2 separate regions of the Homo sapiens genome follow, and region 2 is linked to region 1. A link is a loop called in an ENCODE intact Hi-C map of the cell type or tissue named here. Cell type or tissue: A673. All regions are shown on one strand. Links, peaks and the distances in the headings refer to the core of each region. The heading gives the core; the rest is flanking DNA.

Region 1 (10,897 bases), core at 953-8,952:
CGAAAACCATATTGCAGAATAAAAGAGTAATATATCAAAGTCTATTGTATTTCCATACACTAGCAATAAACAATCTGAGAACAAATTAAGAAAAACAATTCAATGTATAATAGCTTCAAAAGGAATAAAATACTTAGAAATAAATTTAACAAAAGAAGTGCAACACTTGCACACAAAAGCTACAAAACATTGTTGAAACAAATTAAAGACCTAAATAAATATAAAGACAACCTGTGTTCATGGAAGATTTCACATTGTTAAGAAGGCAGGACTCATCAGATTGCTCTATGATTGCTTTTTGTCCTGCTCTACATATTCAGTGCCATCCATGCAAAATTCCAAATTATTTTCTTCAGAAATGGATAAGCTGATCCTAAAATTCACATGGAAGTACAAGGGACCAAGAATAGCCAAAACAATCTTGAAAAACAAAATTGGAGAACTCACACTTTCTGATTTCAAAACTTTCTCAAAACTACAGTGATCAAGACAGTGTGATACTGGCCTAGGATAGACATAGGGTCAATGGCACTGACTTGAGAGTACAGAACTAAACCCATATATCTATGGTCAACTGATTTTCAACAAGGATGCTGAGACAATTAAATAGGGAGAGAATAGTTTTTTGAATATATGGCACTGCAACAATTGGCCATCCACATGTGAAAGAAGGAAGTTGGACCCTTACCTCACAAATTAGTTAAAAATTAACTGAAAAAGGATCGTAGATCTTCTAGCGAAAACTATAAAACTCTTAAAAGGGGCTGGGTGCAGTGGCTCATGCTTGTAGTCCCAGCAATTTGGGAGGCCAAGGCAGGGGGATCACGAGGTCAGGAGATGGAGACCATCCTGGCCAACACGGTGAAACCCTGTCTCTACTAAAAATACAAAAAAAAATTAGCTGGGTGTGGTGGTGCACACCTGTAGTCCCAGTTACTCGGGAGGCTGAGGCAGGAGAATCACTTGAACCCAGAAGGCGGAGGTTGGACTAGGCAATGGGTTTCTTAGATATGGCACCAAAACATAAGTGACCAAAAAGTGGGTAAATTGAACTTCATCAAACATTAAAAACATTTAGTTTTTTGAAACTTCTAATTTTTACTTAAAAGGGCACTATCAAGAAAGTAATAAAGAGAATGGGAGAAAATATTTACAAATCATATATCTGATAAGAGACTTTTATACAGAATATATAAAGAAATATTACAATTCAATCAAAAAACAAATAATTAAAAATTGGATTTATAATCAAATATCAAAAGATTTAAATGTGCATTTCTCCATGGAAGATATACAAATGACTGATAAGTACGTGAAAAGACATTCATCATTAATCACTCAGGAAATGCAAATCAAAACCACAAGGAGATAGCACTTCATGTCCACTAGGATGGCCATAGTCCAGAAGATGGTCATTAACAGGCATTGGCAAAGACGTGAAGAAATTGGAAGCTTCATTGGTTGCCGGTAGGTACAATGTCGCAGTCACTTTGGAAAACGGTATCACAGTTCTTCAAAAGGCTATGCATAGAGTTACTACATAACCCAGCAATTCCACTCCCCATTTCAAAAGAATTTAAACCATATGTGTACACAAAAACATCTCCATAAATGTTCATAACAGCGCTGTTCATAATAGACAAAAAAAAAAAAAAAAAAAGGAAAACCTCAAATGTCCATCGACTGATCATTGGATAAAGCAAGACGTATTTTATCCACATGATTGAATACTATTCAGCCATAAAATGCAATAAAGTACTGATCACATGCTACGACACGGATACACCTTGAAAACATCATGTTATATGAAAGAAACCAGTCACGAAAGGCCACATATTATACGATTCCATTTATATGCAATGTCTAGATTTGAAATCTCTATATAGACAGAAAGTGGATTAGCGGTAGCCAGGGGTTGGGAGAATGGGGAATTGGGAGTGACTGTTCAGGTATGTAAAGTTTCTTCATGGGTGATGAAAATATCCTGAAATTAGATAATGGTATGATTGCACAACTTGGTGACTATACAGGCCAGGCACTGTGGCTCGTGTCTGCAGTCCCAATTCTTTGGGAGGGCAAGGCAGGAGGATGGCTTGAGGCCAGGAGTTCAAGACCAGCATGGGCAACATAGCAAGACTCCATCTCTACAAAAAAATACAAAAAAAAAAAAAAAAAAAGCCGGGTGTGGTGGCACATACCTATAGTCCTAGCTACTCAGGAGGCTGAGGCAGGAGGATCACTTGACCCCAGGAGTTTGAGGTTACAGTGAGCTATGATTGTGCCACTGCACTCCAGCCTGGGTGACAGAGCAAGACCCGTCTCTAAAAAAAAAAAAAACAAAAACAAAACTTAGTGAATATGAGACAGGAATGGCACTAGATAGTCACAGGAGGGTGTAAAAACCCAGACAACAGCTAAAACAGGAACTAGGCAAAGAAACCACAGGATAACAGAAAACACAAAATAAAGGAGAGAAAATGGGCATAACTCTTCTGGGCAAACCCAAATAAGGGAGAAACGGAGAGGAAAACGGGGTTCCTGACATTCCCTTGTTTTCTAGAATACCTAATAATTATTCCATCCTCTAATTAAAGAAACACCCATAAAATTAAAAAACCCAACGCCATTGCTCATGACTTGTTCTCACACGTCCACCTGCACTTCTCTCTTAAGTGTGTACTTTCCCTTTGCAATAAAAGCTTCTTGCCTTTCGATTCATTCTGACTTATCCCTGAAATTTTTCTCGACACTAGCGGAGGCTGGGGTCTCACTGGCATTCAGGGACCCTCCTGAGCCCTCCGGAAACAAATATACTAAAACCACTGACTTATACACTTTAAAAAGGTGAATTGATGGTATGTGCATTATATCTCAATAAGGCTCTTATTTTTTATTTATTTATTTATTTTTTTGAGAAGGAGTTTTGCTCTTGTTGCCCAGGCTGGAGTGCAATGGCGCAATCTCGGCTCACTGCAACCTCCGCCTCCTGGGTTCAAGTGATTCTTCTGCCTCAGCCTCCCGAGTAGCTGGGATTACAGGCATGCGCCACCACGCCCGGTTGATTATTTTTAGTAGAAGCGGGGTTTCTCCATGTTGGTCAGGCTGGTCTCGAACTCCCAACCTCAGGTGATCTGCCTGCCTCAGCCTCCCAAAGTGCTGGGATTACAGGCGTGAGCCACTGCGCCTGGCAAGGCTCTTATTTTTTAAAGTAGTGTCAAACACCTACCACACAGAGTCATTGTGGGGCTGATGTGAATTACTTCGTCTAAAGCCCCTGGCACAGTTTGAGGCACACAGTAAGTACTGAGTAAGTCTTAGTTTTCTTTCCTTTCCAAATAAAAACTCCCTAACTCCCCTGCCTCTCCTCCACCATCACCAACCCTTTTTCAGCAATTCCACCCTGGTTTCTAAGGCAGAACTTTGAGGCATTCCATAAAGAAGGCTGTGCTGCACTTGGCTACCCACAGAGCAGCCAGGGTCATTCTTAAGATGGCTAGTCTGGTCTTCCTAATATTAATAAGATATTCATTTCCCTAAGAATGCATCAACCTCTGTAGCCATCCTGGAAACATGGGAGGGGGCTAATGCAGCTCTATTAATCCAAGCAGGCCTCACATCCACTTTGATTCAAAGGCTTCATTCTGATCAGTTTCCACAAAAGGGATGGTTTATTAGTCGGTGATGACAGGTGAAGTGAACTCAGGTACTGAGCGTTTGGCTAAGGATGACAACGAGGCTATTTTAAGTCATTGAAGTTCAAGGGTATCTGTCTCAGCGCCTTTGTTTAAATTGATTTGCAGTCCTGATCGCTTGACCTTGCTGCATAAAATAGTTTCTAAGGGGAAAAATATAAGAGCGCAATTCTAACCAAGGGAACAGATGTGTCCCAGCTTGCCCACCCTGCCTCACACCAGCCAAACCTACCCACCCCGCTGACCTTGAATGTGGGTGCGGATGGTGACATGGTCATCATGCAGCAGGAACAGGAAGGAGCAGAGAATGGCCCAGCAGAATGCTCCAGCCATCTGAGTGGGGAAGGCCCAGAAAAGGGGAGGATTGCCCAAGGTTGGGAAATGAATCAGTGACAAAATTAGGATTTTAATCCAGGTCGGTGCAACTCAGACTTCTCCTCTCAATTCCTATTTAAAAAAATGTTTAATATTTATTAAGTGCTTACCACGTTCCAGGCACTCTCTAATGCTTTATGTATATTAGCCCATTTAATTTATACAACAGCCAACAAGAAACAATTATGGATGTTTTTGTTTTACAGATGAAGAAACAGAGAATCCCCATTTTATAGGCAGCTTATTGGGGTGTCCAACCGTTTGGCTTTCCTGGGCCACACTGGAAGAAGAAGAATTGTCTTGGGCCACAGATAAAATACACTAACCCTAACGATAACTGATGAGCTGAAAAAAAAATCACAAAAATATCTCATAATGTTTTAAGAAAGTTTATGAATTTGTGTTGGGCTGCATTCAGAGCCGTCCTGGGCCATGTGCAGCCTGTGGGCCGGGGGTTGGACAAGCTTGGCTTAAGTAATTTGCCCAAGGTCACAGGGCGAGTAAGATGGCAGAGATGGAATTTGAACCCCTTGGAGTAGGACACTACAACCAGCCTCTCAGCCACCACCCATTCCATCTCTATTTGTTTATTGCTTTGTGAAAGAAAACAGGTCTAAGCAAGGGTCTTGCCAGATCTAAGCAAGACAGTTTGGCTGTCTACATGGACCAAGTTAGCCTGGTTATTGTCACATCCCCCAAGCACTTCATAATGGTCATATAATATTTACTTATTTTTTTTTAGATGGAGTTTCACTCTTTTTGCCCAGGCTGGAGCGCAGTGGCATGATCTTGGCTCACTGCAGCCTCCACCTCCTGAGTAGTTGTGATTACAGGTATGTGCCACCACACCCAGCTAATTTTGTATTTTTAGTAGAGCTGGGATTTCACCATGTTGGTCAGGCTGGTCTCGAACTCCTGACTTCAGGTGATCCGCTGGCCTCAGCCTCCCAAAGTGCTGGGATTACACGCTTGAGCCACTGCTCCTAGCCACATCATTTCTCGAAATCAGTCCTCTACCTAGGTCTTCTGGAGTGCCCGAAGCAGCACTGATTAACCAGTAAGAAACGTGCTGCACCTGACAGTATTTCTTGGCGACATCCAAACAAGCTACCCCACCCCACTTCCCTCTGACCAGTCTAAGATGTGCATCTCCAATCCACTCTTTCAGCCTTTAGCCTGCTGGAGGTAAAGCCTGTGGCTAAATCCAGCCTGCTGGGGATTGCTACTTGTAATGGGCAGAAGGAGCACTGGATTGGGAATCTGGGCATCCATGTGAAAATCCTGTGTGTCCTTGAGTGAGTGGCTTAACCTCTCTGGCCCTCAATTTTCTCATATGTAAGATGGATTTAAGAATACTTGCTTTTCTCTCACGGTTGTTCTGAGGATTAAGAGAACTTGCCTGTCATGGGTGGATTTTGAACCATGGAAAGGATCATGCATTTAGGAGATACTCCGAAAACAGAGCCCTCTTCCAAGTGACGAGGTGTAATGAGAGAGAGTGACCAGTAGGTGGCAGTGCTTCAAAGCAGCCTGTGGGATCCCAGAAGGAACTTCCTATTAACCCTTCCTCATTAGGCGGATAGAACCTTAGCCCCCAACCCCCAGCACACCCCGGTAAAGGTCATCGTGAAGCTCAGATTGCAGAAGTGCCACTTCCAAGGTTCCACGACGACACAGTGGCAGAGGCAGGATCAGACTCTGGTTGGGGTGGTCTCTGCATGTCTCCCTTCATTCAACCCCTATTTATTAGGTTCCTAGGCGGCGCAGAGACTCACGTTAGACCTTCCTGTGAAGGGGGAAGGTCTGCTCCAGCCTGGGGGGTTTACAGGCCATTGGACCTCCACACCTAGAGTCCCCCATTGCTTCCTGGCCCTCACTCACGGGGATGAGCACTCACACAAAACTCAACCAAAGCTGGACACCTGCCAGCGGGAGGTAATGGGCAGCAGATGGATTAGCGACCAGGAGATCTAGTTCTAACCCGTTTCACCTCTAGCTTGCTCTGTGACGTTGGCCAAGGCCCTCATTAGTAGGTCATGAAATCAATTTAGTGGATGTTGAATTGGGGAGAAAAGGAATTTAAAAAATACTAGCATATCTCTCTGTATCTGCCACAGTACAGGTAAACATTTTTTTTAATTCTGCTTTTATGCACACACACACACCCTGATATAAAAGGCATTTCACCTTGTGCACCACAGTCTCATAGTTCTGGGAACAACGTGTGAGAGACTCAAATTCTGCATCCTGAGATCCAACGTCTCCTCTCCCCCATCTTCACATCTACAAGCCGACCCCAAGCTGCCCAGGAATCCCTATCTGGGTATATTCCTACAGTTCGCTGCTTCAGCAGTGGGAAAGTTCTTATAAGCTGATGATGCACAAGATACCATCTTATCCTCAGTGCAGTCACGCAGGGTAGATATTCCCCCATCTACAGATGAGAAAACTGAGTCTTAGGTCCCACAGCCAGCATGTGCTAGAGGCAGGACTTGCCTCTCAGGGTCAGCCTCACCCTGGGAAGTTGCTGACTCCACTGACTCCTGCTGCCTTGAACACACAGGGCCCAGAGGCCACTTCTCCTAGGAAAAGAAACAACCGCTTACGGGTGCTTCCATTTCTCTTATTCCAAGTCACTTTTATTTTCTCTCTCTCTTTCAAGTTTGATTGAATTTACACTTAATGAATCCAACTTTATCATTTAGGGGATGTTGGAGCAATAAGACTTGGCAAGGCATGAGTGATGATGCAATAAGTTCTGCTGGGAGCCGGGAGCCATCCTGCTCCCTCCCTTGAGTGATGGCTGTGTGACTCAGGCCCTAAGAAAGCCACCACACTCCCCGAAAGGAGCAAGACTAGGTGGAGATGGGGTCATGTTACTTAGGCCAAGGACTCAGAACAGGTCTTTTAGATTAGGATGGGTGGACAGGGGTGGGAAATGGAGGGTCAGCAAGATGGGAGAAGTAGAAGCCAAGGCTGCCAGTGAGCTGCTTGCTCTATGGCCTTGGGTAAAAAGTGACTTTACCTCTCTGATCCTCAGTTCCTCCATCTGTAAAATGGGGCAATGGCCCAAAGATGTTGTTTTGTAAATTGTAGAAGGAGGCTCATGCTCTTATCAGAATTTCAAAGGTGGAAGATTGACAGCAAAATAAGCTGCCTGGAAGTCCATGTCATTTCCCTTTACTGGCTGAATGATGATAAAGGACAGTTCCTCTATCCGAGCCCCGCACACGTGTAAGGCTGGTGCAAGTGCCTCTGGGCAGGACGGAGGGTAACATCTTTGATGAGGAAATAAAATGAAAAAATAAAAATTAAAGTGAGATTTTACTTTGGTTAATAAAAACGAGGCACGCACAGAAAAGAAGTGGCTGGGTGAATGTGCCCAAAATGTTCACATTCAGGGGCAGAATTTATTTTCCTCCTGATTTTTATCTGGATTTTCTAAACTTTTTTTTTAAAAGATGAAAACACACAGATGGGTGAATGAGCTATAAATGTAGCATTTAATGATGAAGTGGATATTTATGTAACTACCCTCATTGCCGTTCCTTAGAAGCCTCTCACTTGATCTTAGCCAAAAGGCCAAGAAGCGATCCTTAGAAGCCTCTCACCGAAACCTTTTCCACTCCCTGGAAGGCAGCTTTTTCCTATCATCTCTTTTTATTTTTCATGGTTTTACTACCTAAGTAGGCATCCCTAAAGAATAGTTTGAGTTTGCCTATTTTTGAAATGTATGTAAATGAAATCGTACTGGATGTATTTTGTGGGGGTGTGTATGTATCTTTAAAGTTAACATTACGGTTTTAAAATGCATTTTTGTTGCATGTGACTATAGTTGGTGCATTTTTTTTTTTTTTTGAGATAGAGTCTTGCTCTGTTGCCCAGGCTGGAGTACATGGCATGATCTCGGCTCACTGCAACCTCCACCTTCTGGGTTCAAGTGATTCTCCTGCCTCAGCCTCCTTTAGTAGCTGGGACTACAGGCATACGCCACCACACCTAATTTTTGTATTTTTAGTAGAGACGGGGTTTCACCATATTGACCAGGCTGGTGTCGAACTACTGACCTCAGGTGATCTGCCCACCTCAGCCTCCCAAGGTGGTGGGATTACAGGTGTGAGCCACCTCGCCTGGCCAGTTTGTGCATTTTTTGATGTTGTGTAGTAATACATTCTATGTCTATACCACAATGTATCTACCTGTTCTACTGTTGGTGGACATCTGGTTGTTTATGTGTAGTTTCTAATTTTTCTACAATGAACACATTATTACAGCTAAAGTGCCTGGCACATAGTAGGTGTTCAATTAAAATTTTTGAATAAATCCATGAAGAGCAACAAGCTTTGTTTGTTTTGTTTTGTTTTTAATTAAAGAAAAGTTTCAGTGGTACTAGAAAGGTTGAGACTGTGGACAAAGATAGCTCAAAGGGAGAATTTTCCAGATTTTCTGATTTTCCCTGGAGCTCAGAAGAGACACATTGGGTTAAAGCAGAAGATTGGTGGATGCCATCTCCATTACCTAAAAAAGCCTCAAGCATATTTGGGTGTCCCATTTAAAATAAGAGTAAAATAATATGGAAAATGAAGAAAAATTCCCACAGTCATAGTGTTACAGTGTGATTAGAGGAAATTAGCATTTACAGAAAGCATTGTAGCAAAGTAGGCAAAGCAATTAACTGGAGTCAGGGGAGCTAAGCTGAACTCCCAGCTCTTCCATAAACTGGCAGTGTGGCCTTGAGACAGTCATCCTAACATCTCAGAGCCTCAGTTTCCTCCTCTGTTGGATGGGGACTGATTCCTCAAGGAGCTGATCAAGTGAGATGATGTAAGTGACAGAGTTTTGTAAAGGTCTATACAAATACCAGGGTTTCGTATGAAACCATGGGGACGGAAAGCCAACCTTTTAGAAGGTCCATTTCCTGATACATAATTTTCTTACTGCAAGTGAAGCACTCTGCCTTAGACAAAGGAGATACAGAAACGTGGAGATGCCTCATTTTGTCTATAAAATGGGGGGACGAGACCAATCTGAAATAAAAGTGACTACTTTTGATTATTAGAAACCTGACTTAATTGAAGAGGTTGGGGGAAGGGGTGGGAAGTGGAGTGGCCCAGGTCACTGCCTGCTGCCCTGTTAGCTCCATAAGGGAAGGGACTTTGTCTGTGCAAGGCACATGGCAGGCACTCCATTTTGAAAGAAAGAATGAAAATAACAACGGTATTTTCAAAATCAGATTTAGGAGGAACCCTACCACACAGGCTGGAGCACAGTGGCACAATTGCGGCTCACTGCAACCTCTGCCTCTTGGGCTCGAGTGATTCTCCTGCCTCAGCCTCATGAGTAGCTGGAATTACAGGTGCGCGCCACCATGCATGGCTAACTTTTTGTATTTTTAGTAGAGACAACGTTTCACCATGTTGGCCAGGCTGGTCTCAAACTTCTGACCTCAGGTGATCCGCCCGCCTCGGCCTCCCAAAGTGCTGGGATTACAGGTGTGAGCCACTGTGCCTGGCCGCCCCCACCTTCCTTTTGCATCGTAGATCTCTTTGAAAAGTTAACAAAGTCTTTGAATCTTCATGAAACCTCACAGAGGTCCAGGAAGGCCTGGTTACAACCATGCATGAGAGCAGAGTTCCTAACCTTTTTTGTGCTATTGACCTCTGTGACAGTCTGCGGATGCCCGTATACCCCTTCTCAGAATAATGTTTTTAAATGGAAATAATACATATATATTTAAGTGCATATGTATTTTTGATTGAAATATTTTACATTGAAATGTAGTTTTCAATATTATTAAAACTATGTAAAATTGTAATTGATATGTTTCCTAATAGTGAATTAAACAAGCTCATCAGGCTCAGTGGCTTATTCCTCTAATCCCAGCACTTTGAGAGCCTGAGGCAGGAGGATCATTTGAGCCCAGGAGGTCGAGGCTGCAGTAAGCTGTGTTCGCGCAACTGCACTCCAGCCTGGCTGACACACCAAGACCCTGTCTCAAAAAAAATAAATAAAAATATAAGTAAATAAACAAGCTCTAGCAGTAGATCTAATGGCTAACATAATTTTGAAATAGCGATGAACTTAAATGATGTTTTGAAATATCTGTAACAACAGAATTGTGATAGGAAAGCACTAGCGATTTTTATTGGTGCACGCCACAGCATTGCTAATGTGACTGTTTTGTTGCCTACATTCAAAGTGAAAGAAAATGCTAAATTTCAGTTAGGAGATTAGTGAAAATTAAGAAAAATAAAGATGTCATTTTTGCCCACATCCAAGTTTGCAGACCCCCTAAATTCTAACTGTACAACTCAAGAGTCCCTGCAGGTTTTTGAAACTGTTCACTAATAATGAATTGGCCCATAATACAGCCACTGTGTCTTTTGGGTAGATATTTCTCCTTTATAAATGCATGAACACAAAGACTCAATCACCTGTGGAACCTGAGGTGATGGAAGGGACAGAAGACAAGGAAGGGCTAGGGACAGGGAGGGTCTTGTGGCATAAAAGAATTCCTACAAGTGAGCACATTGGGTCAGATATTCCCCAGTGATCCCTCTGACACTACACCCTTCTTCAAGTCCACACCACATTAATACATTGGACCAAGGGACAATGGATCCAAAACATGGCATTTTAAGACTGTAAGAAGGAACTGAGCTAGTTTACAGAGGTAAATTCTGCTCTTGGTGCTTTTAAAATTAAAAATGAAAAACAAAAAAATCCCAATGAACTAAACTTACTGCTTTAGATCTTGAAGGATAGTTTTCCCTACCCTCCCCTCACCACACACACAAACCCCAAGGAAGATAGTAGCCAGGAAAGAAAGA
Region 2 (10,897 bases), core at 1,741-9,740, 190 kb after region 1:
GGTCACCGGGCATGGGGGAGTTAACGTGTTCCTGGGGCACTTGGCGGGGAGTGCTGGGTGCTGTGGTGCCCAGGGCCTCCTGAGTACTTCGCTAACCCAGCCTCGCTCCGGGCTCAGAGACGGGCTCTGTTGCTGAGTAGAAGAGTGTTCCTGTTCAGTCACCCAGTGCTGCGCCATGAGGGAGCCTCCCCGAGTCCACACTGGCCCTTTAATAGCCATCAGACAAACAATGTTCCCAGTGACACAAACATCATCCAAGGCACTTCCCGTGGGGGAGCCCGGGTCATGGACACACAGATGGCATTTGGCAGCTTCTCCTGCTGGAGTCAGGAGGGGCATCAGTGCCCAGGAGGCTGGCTGCCAAGTTCGCAATGGTTGCTGCTGCTTCCCTGCTGCCCAGAGAATTCCCTGTGCTGAGAAGGGTGTCTCTCACTCCGAGAAAGAAAGTCACTGCCATTGGAGCTGGTGCAGGGTTTGGGGGCAAGACCAAGAGCTTCCTTTTATAGTAAGAAGAGCAGAGATGATAGATACTAAACTTAATAACTTTGCTGGATAAAAGCAGAAATGAAAGAAAGGAAGTTAACAGACGCCTGCACCCATCTGACAGGCTGCAGGAACAGCTCTGTACAGCAGCCCCAAGAAGGAAGGGCAGACCACACTTGAGGTTTCAGGGGCTCCTCTAGGAGGAGGAGCAAACACAAGGCACTACCATTGCTCCTGCCGTGCCAAGGGCCTCCTGAGGACTTCGCTCACCCAGCCTCGCTCCGGGTTCATGGCAGTCCCATGTTCATGGCAGACACTGCGAATTGATTACTGTACATTGTCCAATGATGCACCTCAGAATCCTTCTCAACACAGTATGCCAAGAGGTCTCTGCCAGTCAGCTAGAATTGAAAAATTAGAAGTGGAAACCTACTTGCCATTCTTCTTGATGAAGATAAGGCAAGTTGGGTTTACAACAGTGAGAGCATCCAGCCCTTAGACTATTTCCTGGCTCTGAGAGATAAGGATGCCCGCATCCCATTATGGTGGTCCAGGTGTACTGTTAAGCAGTGGGTACTCTTTCCTATGCTGTGAAACCACTGGTCCTTAATCCTGAGGTGTTTACTAATGAGGGAGTCCAGGGAGAGCAGTAGGGGCCCAGAGACCCGAGACTTAACTGAGTTTCCTCAGTAGCAGTGCAGGAGACCGTGGAGGGAATGAGTGACCCAGACTTGACCCCTCTTCAGATGAGGGACAGGGACCAACTGGGTTATTCCCCGATAGTGGAGACCTGAAGAGGGGGATAATGGAATCTAAATATTCACAACTTACAGCATTTTGCAAGGTGCGCATGGAGCAGACACATTCCAGGGTGTCCTAGCCAATACGGAGAAGTCTCCAGGAGGGGATTTCAACTCAGTAAAAGGAAGGACTTCGTGTGATCATGGGAACTGTTTGGTAACTGGACATAAGCCTGTGAGGGAGTGAGTTCCCCGTCCTGACATAGGTGATCAGGGAGGGTCACTGGACAAAGTGCAGGAGCGGGAGTCAAGGATGAGATAGATGGGAGACTGGATTCTGCAAGGATGTTTCTAGGCAGCAAGCTTTCAGGACCGAGGTACAGAGGTGTTCTCACACACATAGGGCAGCCCAGAGAGCCAGGAAAAGAGGAGGAAGGAGCTCCAACCAGGAGGCAGCAGCCAGGCTATGGCGCTGGAAGGAGCAGCAGAAGAGCTTGACAGTCATTCAGACACAGCCACGTGGGTTTCAGCCTGTGACAGACCCAGGCAGCGTAGGTGCCAGGTCCTGCTTCATCGTGCCAGCTGATAGTTCGTTTCCTGTTTCAATAGGTTGTTGGCAGGGCCTCACACAAGAGCCTGCCAGAACCAACACTCAGCTCTTTGCTGCAGCCACTCGGAAAGGAGGAGTTCTGGCCACCCTCCCAGGCGCGTCCTGTCTCTGCTACTGACGCTTCCTCTTGGGGTCTGAAGGGTTAGAGGGTCCCTGTTAGAAAGGGCCCTTGGGCTGTAAGTCAAGAGCCCAGGGTTTACCCTACTGTGGGGACTTGAATAAGCCCCTTAACTTCTCTAAGCCACCGTGTCTTGAATGGTCAGTAGGTAGAATAAAAGTCTGCCCCTCTTTCCAGTAGAATTGTTGGGGGCAGAGTGACGTAATAGGTATGGAAGTGTTTTTAACGGGACAAAAAACGTAAAACCAGTACCACTGCTATTAGCTGGAACCTCAGGACATTGATGCCTCTGGGGTTACCTCTAGAGTGACAGGAACCTAAAAGGCCAAGGTTTTCAAACATTTGTTTTTGCTCAATACCTCCTAAAAGAATTTTGAAAACTGTATATTCTTTTTCACATGTTTGAGTTGCCATCTAACATTTTTATCCAAAGTTTAAATCATTGCAAAGGATATAATTTCCAGGATATTGTGTAAAAAAAAAAAAAAGGTGGCATTTTGGAAATAAAACTGTGAACCAATTTTCAAAATGTATCCAAGGGAATCCAAACACTACCACTATTTGATATCCACCATCATCACTTCAAAAACATATGAACAAGCCTATCTTTAACAGTCAGAAATTTTACATCTTTCCTTTTTCTCCTTGAGCTCATATTTCCAGTCCACTGCCCCCACAGGGTTTTATCCTAATGTAAAATATATTTTTTATGCTTGAAAGTCTTTTATTGATCACTGTTTCACACTCATCACCATAACAAGATGTACATAAATTGAAATTGAAATTTCTAAAAAAAAAAAAAATTTCCTGGGATCATAAAGCTCTACATTCTCCAACATTTTTTTTTTCCAGATTGAGTTGTTATTAGCATACAATTCATCAAAAACAAATTTAGGTAAATAGTAAATGTAAAAGTAAAAAATTATTGAAAATGCATCTCTTAATGAAATGGATAGGGCTTCATTTCTTTCTCAATTGGCTCATGTATCTCTGAATTAATATTTCTTATTGCTAGAAGGAGACAAGATTCGACATTAATTTAATTCCTATCTTTTGGTTTTTGTAGGTCTAAGTGCTTAGAAAGCTCAGTCACATATGTAAGTAGCTGGCAGTGGATAGAGTTTTGTTTTAGCAGTGTCACTCAATTCTTTGAATTCCTTCCAAGTTGTATGCCAGAAATCACACAGGGGTCTATCATCAGATGATATTTTTAATGGTCTCTTCGCTGACAACTCCATTATATCCTCCTCTAATTTTGTTGAGAGCAGAGAGTTGGAAGTCACCCGATTCAAAAAAGGAGTTGTTCCTGGTCATTAGATCCACTCACTTTCTGAGCCCGACACCAGTATTGTAGGGTCACCTCTTTGCTTGGAGCCCCAGGGTTTTCATCTCTTGGGGCAGGCACCGTGGTAGGATTAGGGGTGGGTGAAAGGATCGTCTTTTGTTTGTAACGTGGCACAAGGGTGAAGGTGAGAGTGGGAAGAACCAGCGAGTGGGGCCTCCCACCTGCCAGATTCTCTGGCACATTGATTTTAGGAAAGAACACATTTAGAAGCTGATGATTCTCTTAAGGCTGTGTGGACCTACTTACCCCTTGGGCAGCCACCACACACCCCCAGGAGATTTGTGCTTCACTCAGAAGACCCTGCTCCAGAGGACATTTGGTTTGAGGCCAAGCCCCAGAGCCTCAGGAAACCCACTTGTCCATGACTTCCCTGTTCAGATCCCCTGTCATTCGGCAAGCCCTGGACCCAGCTCCTGTTGCATGTTTGAACAGAGAGGGCTGGACACACTCCTGAACATTTGTTCTCTGAACAGTGGCTCCTGAGACGCTCTGAGCTAAATATGGGACTGTCCATTGTAAGGAACCAGCCTTCTGTCCCTACCCTTGCGTTTTTCTTCTCTCATTCACCAGCTTTGGATTTCTATCTTGTCACATTTTGTGTATTGTGAAAGGTGCCCGAGCTTCTCTAGACCTGGCTGGGTGCAAAGGGTTGCTACCCCACATTCTTTCTCAGAAGCCTGCATCCTCTCCTAGGCATCTTCCCAGCGTCCCCCTCTGTGACTTCAGGAACTAGACCCCCTGTCCTCGCCTGGTCTGTCTGATGCTCTGGGAGGGAGCTAAGCCAGGTGTTTAGGGAAAGTGCTCAGTGGGAGCTGTGAACTCGGATTAGTTGGGATGGCGACTGTTGCATCACTTGTGATAGCAGGAATGGGAAGAGGAAAAGTCCGCTCCTGCCTCCTGTGTGCTGGCAAGCCCTGCCAGCCATCCCTGGGAGCAGTCCCAGGGCTCTCAATAGGGCACTCTGGGGAGTCCTGTGGCAGCACCAGACATAGTGGGGGGCTCTGCTGCCCTGTAGCATTTAAGGAAAGTGCCATGACTGAAAGGAACACACAGCTTGCCTGACATCCAGCAGGTGACCTGGGGTGGTGGCAGTAGCATGGCTCTGGATCCCCAAGGCCTACTTTGAGCCCAGTTCCTTGCCAGCCACTAGCCAAGCTGATGCTCATCCTTGCGACGGATGTTGAGTTGCCAGCCTCATGAGGACTTCTGGGAAGATGGTGGACGGAAATGAGACCTGGTAAAGGTTCTCTCTCTCTCTTTCTTTTTTTTTTCTTCTTCTTCCTCTTCTTTCTTCTTCTTCTTTTTTCTTCTTTCTTTCTTTTTTTTGAGATAGGGTCTTACTCTGTTGCCCAGGCTGGAGTGCAGTGGCATAATCACAGCTCACTGCAGCCTCGACCTCCAGGGCTCAAGTGTTCCTCTCACCTCAGCCTCCCAAGTAGCTGGGACTACAGGTGTGCTCCACCATGCCCAGCTAATTTTTGTGTTTTCTGTAGAGATGGGGGTCTTGCTGTGTTGCCCAGGCTGGTCTTGAACTCATGAACTCAAGTGATCTGCCTGCCTTGGCCTCCCAAAATGCTGAGATTCACCGCGCACAGCCCACAAGCACCATTTCTTCCTGGTGCTTTCCAAGAAGCTAGTTGTGTGGCTTGGGAGCAAATCAGATCTGACCGACCTCTGGTGCTATTCGTTGCCCCTCTGGTCCTCACTTTCCTCATCTGAAAAATGGGGATAATAATCACCTTTACCTGCTGGAATTGTGAGGATGAACTGAGCTGGTGTGAGAAACCCCTGAGCCAGGACCCCGAGCCCACTAACTGGCTGCATGAACTGGGCGAAATGCTGCACACAGCTGCCCTAGCCTCTGCTTCCTCACCCATGCAGTGGGGCAGAGGTCAGTCTGCATGGAAACATTGCAGATGAAGTGAGCCCAGACAGGTGGTGATGGTGATAGCCATGGTTCATAGAGGAAAAAAGTGGCTGGGATGAACAGAAGAGGGAGCGTGCTGGGCAGGGAGCCAGGCGTCGGGGCTGAGGACTGCCTGAGCTGAGTCCCCAAGAAGGCCCTCCTTGCACCACTGCATCAGTCTGGGTCTGTGGTGGCCACAGGCCAGGGGGATGCATGGACACTGCACCCGTGGGGCACATGTCCTTGGAGGGTGATTTTGCTGGAGGGTTTTTGGGTAGAAATTGTGTGTTCTAACCATATGTTGAATCAGAATATAGAGAAAACACAAAACTGAATTCAGGGAGCTGTTGACCCATGGCTGCTGTATTCTGCCATGTGCCAGCCTCCCTGGGGAACATGTGGATGCCCCTTGGCCAGCACAAGGTTTTTAACGAAGAGGTAGGCAGTGTGATCTTGTCCACGCTTCTCAAAGTGCAGCCAACTTCGCCCCTTCCCTAACCTTCCAGGCATTCTCCAACTTTAAGGGCTCTTTCTGATTTCTTACGTAATTCAGATGGAAAAGCGCCCGAAGGCAGCCCCCACGGTGGATCTGTGCGAAGCCGGTATTCAGGGACCTGGATTTTTGACCAAGCATTGAGATATGCATCTGGTACGTGATGGCCAAGGGGTAGTGCCTGATCCGGGGCCAGTATGGGTGGGGGCACAGCTGGACACAGCCATCAGTTACAGACCTGAGTAAGCAGGCCCCTGTTAGCATCTCAGGGTCAAGAGGGGCCACCTTCTTCATCCCCTGTCCTGGCTACATGTGAGCAAATCTGACTGGGACCCTGGAAGTACTGGACTACTGGAGGGACGATAGAGCATGTGGAAATCTGGACGCCTAGAATGTCCAGAGCATTTTGGCAGCACTTCCTATGGGCCGCAACTCTGAAACAGGCCAAGGGGACAAAAGGGTTCCAAGCCAAATGTGTTTGGGAGACCCTGGGTTAAACAGTAGCTGACCTCTCTCCCTGCAGGACTTCGCAGGGCCTGCGGCTGCCCCTGTGCAGTGGCCTCCCCAGGACAGGCCACGCCACGAGGTCTCCCTCATGCACTCTTGGCCATGGTCCTCTTTTTGCTGGGGTGCATTCAGGAAGTTGGGTTCCAAAGAATAAACTTCGGAAAATGCTGCTAGTAACAGCAGCTGACCTGTATCGTGTGCCTGCTGTGGACCAGGCCCTGTGCTAAGGAGCCACCACGTTATCCCTCACAACCCGTTCCCCTGAGGGGTGTACAGTGTTACAGGGAGGAAACCTGAGGTGTGGGTGGTTCCATGACTTGTCCAGGGCTCCCTCTGCTGGGATGTGGTGAGCCAGGGTTTGCACCCAGGTTTGCTGGCATCACTGCACTGAGGGCTGCCCCTCTAGTGAACTCTCCCCATGCCCCACCTCTCACCTCCCTGGCCCCATCACAAAGGGGAACCTGAAGCCCAGAGTCGGGCTGAGCGAGGCGCAGGTGGGGGCCCTGGGCTTTAGGCTGTGCGAGGGGCAGGCGGGGCCCTGGGTTTTAGGCTGATCGAGGGGCAGGCGGGGCCCTGGGTTTTAGGCTGAGCTAGGGGCAGGCGGGGCCCTGGGTTTTAGGCTGAGCGAGGGGCAGGTGGGGCCCTGGGCTTTAGGCTGAGCGAGGCGCAGGCGGGGCCCTGGGTTTTACGCTGCATGAGGGGCAGGCTCAGGGTCCCTCCTACCAGCACACAGTGCTCAGTCCAGAGACTCCGTGTGCCAGACAGGCTGCCTCACTCTGCACTGGGGGTCAGGAGCCAGCCGAGGAGAGGCTGAGGAGCCATCATGCCCCCCATGACTCCTTCTGTGGGGTGACACCTGCAGGCAAGGCTGCATGTGCCCACAGCTCTCCCACAGCTTGGGGTGAACTCCATACTGCCTGCCAATCAGGCCTTGACTTGGCTGTAAACAGTATCTACTCCACTGACTTGGGCCCCCCACTGCAGTTGGGCCAGGGTCCTGCCTCTGTGCCCCCAGGCCCTGCACTTGCTGCCCTAACGCCATCATCGTGCGTTGTCCCTGTGCCAGCTGGCCTGTCTGCTTCCTATTAGATGGAGGACAGGGAGCACACCTTGCTCATTGCTGGGGCCTCAGTGCCCGGCACATTGCAGGCACTCGTAAATTCTTCACTGGTTGAAGGGGAATTGGCAGAAACTGCTGAAGAGTGGGTGGAGGCAGCAGGAAGAGAGTTGGAGGCATTATTACTCAGTGACAGATGAGTACAACAGCAAGACACCATGGATTTATGGAGCCCTCGCTGTGTGCCAATCACAGGGCTAAATACAAAGAAATATGCAATCTCATCTTTGTCCTCCACGTGATTGTATTTTTCCCTGTGTGACAAGGGTAATACACATACAAACCACTAAATAACAGACTCCTAAATCCCACGCTGGTGTTAGGATGACAGCGGCCCTTGGAGTGACCCACAGTAGTACCAGTGGCACCGGCTCCTGTTCCTCAGTACCTGTGGTGTGCCAGCCGACTCACATGATGAACCTCGTTGATACAGACCTCAGTCATGAATTGTAGGAATCAGAGTCCGGTTTTGCAGGTGGGGAAACAGAGGCTCGGACAAGTGAAAGGTTGTGTCCGAGATCAAAAAAAGGATGTGTCCGAGATCAAACAGATAAGACAAACTTGTCCAGCCCACGGCCCGTGACCGCATGTGGACCAGGATGGCTTTGAATGCGGCCCAACACAAAGTCATAAATTTTCTTAAAACATTGTAAGTCTTTTTGTGATTTTTTTTTTAGCTCATTAGCCATCGTTAGTGTATTTTATGTGTGGCCCAAGACAATTCTTCTTCCAGTGTGACCCAGGAAAACCAAAAGGTTGGACCCCCCTGAGCTAAGGGATAGCAGAGCTGAACTAGGCTTCAGACTCCATATCCAGTGCTCTTCCAGCTTCACTTCATGCCTCAGGTACACACTCAGGAAACGGGCCTCTGCTTCCAGGCAAGACAAAGGGAGTAGGAGTTAATGATCTTCACCTGCACGGAGGGGCTGGTCTTGTGCTGGGAACACTCTTCATGCAAACTCAGTCTTCACACCAACACACTTGAGTCATCCGCATTTTTCCCAGGAGGAAATTGAGGCCCAGCCAGTAAATGACAGAGTTAAGACTCTTATCCCAGGTCTGCCTCTCCCATCCCCAGATGCTGGGCACCAGAATTCCCTGGGGACCTTGGAATAGGCAGGTCTCCACCCCAGCCACTCTAGATCGCTAAGCCTGGAGTGGGCCGGGGCCTCTGCATTTGTCCACGCTCCCTGGCTATTCTGTTAGGAAGAGCAAGGCCTGGGCCCAGGTGGCATCAGGCCTTCATGAGGGCTGATTTAGATGGGGAGCAGGCAGGGTTTCTGCCCCTGGGGTCCCTGCCAGGCTGGATCTGAGGGGCTCTTCTTGGCTTCCTACCATGGGCCTTTGCTCTGACCTCTACATGGGCAGGCTCATCTTTTAACCTCTCTGCAGTGCTCACTAGGAGCTTGGCCATTTCAGTCTCCCTGCTCCTGGGAGAAGGGCCTGGCAAGGGGCTGGGGGGGCCAGGCATTTACACCATGTCGGTCTCTGTGTGTCTGAGGGAACAAGACAACTCCTCAGCAGGTGTGGGGGGCGGTCCTCTCCTTGCTGAGCCTGTCTAGAGTAGGGCTGGGCACTTCCTACAGGGAGTATATGGCCACCCCTACGAGGTAGGTGCATGTGGTCCCATTCTGCAGATCAGCAGACTGAGGCTTCATGCATCTAAGGAAATTACCAAGGTCATGCTGCTGGTAAGTGACAGAACAGGGACAGGGACCCAGGTGTGTCTGATTCAGTCTGTCTGTCTTAATCTCTGTCCCATTCCGGCAAGGAAAAGGGGTTGCTAGAAATTATTGTAATGCGTTGAAGTAATGATTTCCTTATGTGGATGCAATTTATTCCTTTCAGAGCACTTTTAACATTCATTTCCTTTTTCCCCTCAAGGTGTAGGGCTGAGAATTAGCTGAAGAAGTTACCTTCTCCATCTTACAGATTTGGAAACTGAGGCCCAGAGATGGGGGGGTGCCTTGCCCAAGGTCACCCACAGAGTGGAGGGCAAACCTGGATCTAGACCCAGGCCTCGTGACTTCTAGCTCGGTGCTGCCTCCTTGCCAGGGACCATCTCTGCCCCTGGGACAGAGAGTTAGCCACACTTGTAGGCATCGCCTGTGGGTCCTGGGACCTTGTGGTCACAGAGGTTGGGTGACCAGTCCTTTCCTCTTCTGTTTTCCAGGGTCTTACGAATGCGGAATCTGTGGCAAGAAGTACAAGTATTACAACTGCTTCCAGACCCACGTGCGGGCGCACCGAGGTGAGAGGAGTGTCCCTGGGGCAGAGCCCAGGGGCCGCACCTCCCACTGTCTGCCTGTTTCCCACTTGGGCCCCTCGTGGGTGACCCCAGAGGCCCTGACAGCTCCAGCCTTTCCCATTCTCCTCCTACTTTCATCAGTAGGACAGGGTGCCAGGCAGGAGAAGGGAGGCCTCCTGATGCGGGACAGCTCAGGTGTGGGAGGGGGACTCTGCAGGACACACCAGACCTGCGCCCAAGGGCACCCCCTGCTCCCCACTGGCCTCACGCCTCCCAGGACATCTCATCACTGCTCAGTGTCAGTGGCCCCCACAGGGCACTTGCTGAGGTCAGTGTGTGTGTTCCTCATGACAAGCTTGGGAGTTGCAGACAGGAGGGATGGCGTCTGTTCCTCCCGGAGCCTGGCAGACAGGGAGGAGAGGCTGGCATCAGGGGCCCGGTGCGGGACTGTGAGCTCTTCCCCTGTGGCTTCCATGTTCTCTTTTGCACTTGGCACTGGCCCTGTCATTGGCCCGGTAGCCCCACCCCCATCCCTCTCTCTCTCTCTTTGCAGACACCGAAGCCACCTCAGGGGAGGGAGCCTCCCAAAGCAGTGAGTACTTTTTCCTCCTCGTGGGCTGCTGAGGGGCGAGGGCTTGGGGTGGGATGAAGAGGAGCTGCTTGTCCCCTCCCCCAGAACTGCTCCAGGTGGCCTCTGAGAGACACAGTGCTGGGGTCCAAGCTTGGGGGCCAGACCATCCTTACAAAACCGCAATGCGGTACCTCAGAGCAGCCCTTCCCAAAGCGTGCTCCATGGCAGGCTCATTCTGGGAAGGTTAGTGGGTGTTCTGTCCATGACGACTTCTCTGGCCAAGTAACTTTGGGAGACCTTGAGTTTCACTAAGGGGAGCAGGTTTCTTGTGGACATTTCCAGCCCTTCATTGACAGACACAGCTGTGCATCTCCCATGGGTGCCCTGGATATGCGGGTCCTTGTGTTCTTTTGACTCTGACTCATGACTCTGGGGCTCCGTAGTTGACTTTTGGGAAATGCTGCTTTGGAGAGTTTTCTCCTGAGCCCCCACAGCCAGGGGCACTAATTGCTTATTGGTGATTTGCCCTGAGGTGCCATATCCCAGCACCTGGGGCGGCACAGGGCCTTGACATCTGCGACAGCACTGCTGCTCACAGGCCCTGCTTGCCATCCCTCCAGTTCTAGGCCCCAAGCGCCTGGTAAGTGAGCAGCCAAGCTGGTGTAGACTAGGATGGAATCTCCCCACCCAATAATCTGAAGCTTCAGAAGTCACAGTTCCACGTGTAGGTATGTCGCCAACAGAAACGGGTGTATATCT

What was found. A loop is a pair of places that touch in the nucleus more often than their neighbours do. Peaks named below come from ENCODE experiments on the same cell type or tissue, not always from the same donor. Only the 100,000 strongest peaks of a DNase experiment are listed, where the experiment ranks them.
Region 2: it touches region 1 in a loop (6-fold over the local background); 8 of 110 quality-filtered maps call a loop at or near these places.

Annotation. Positions count from the first base shown.
Region 1 is chr9:113,801,990-113,812,886 of GRCh38, forward strand. No RefSeq gene overlaps it. Among named protein-coding and RNA genes, the nearest start is that of ZNF618, 69 kb to the right of the region's middle. In A673, for the core only: a CTCF peak has its summit at 5,565 (motif pointing right); a DNase peak (open chromatin) is centred at 5,592.
Region 2 is chr9:113,992,504-114,003,400 of GRCh38, forward strand. It overlaps ZNF618 (zinc finger protein 618), which reads left to right. Exons shown (of 15, transcript NM_001318042.2): 4 at 5,756-5,851; 5 at 9,493-9,570; 6 at 10,121-10,159. Among named protein-coding and RNA genes, the nearest start is that of AMBP, 80 kb to the right of the region's middle. In A673, for the core only: CTCF peaks have their summits at 1,916, 6,541 (motif pointing left) and 6,740; DNase peaks (open chromatin) are centred at 1,818, 6,508 and 7,458; H3K27ac peaks cover 1,857 bases.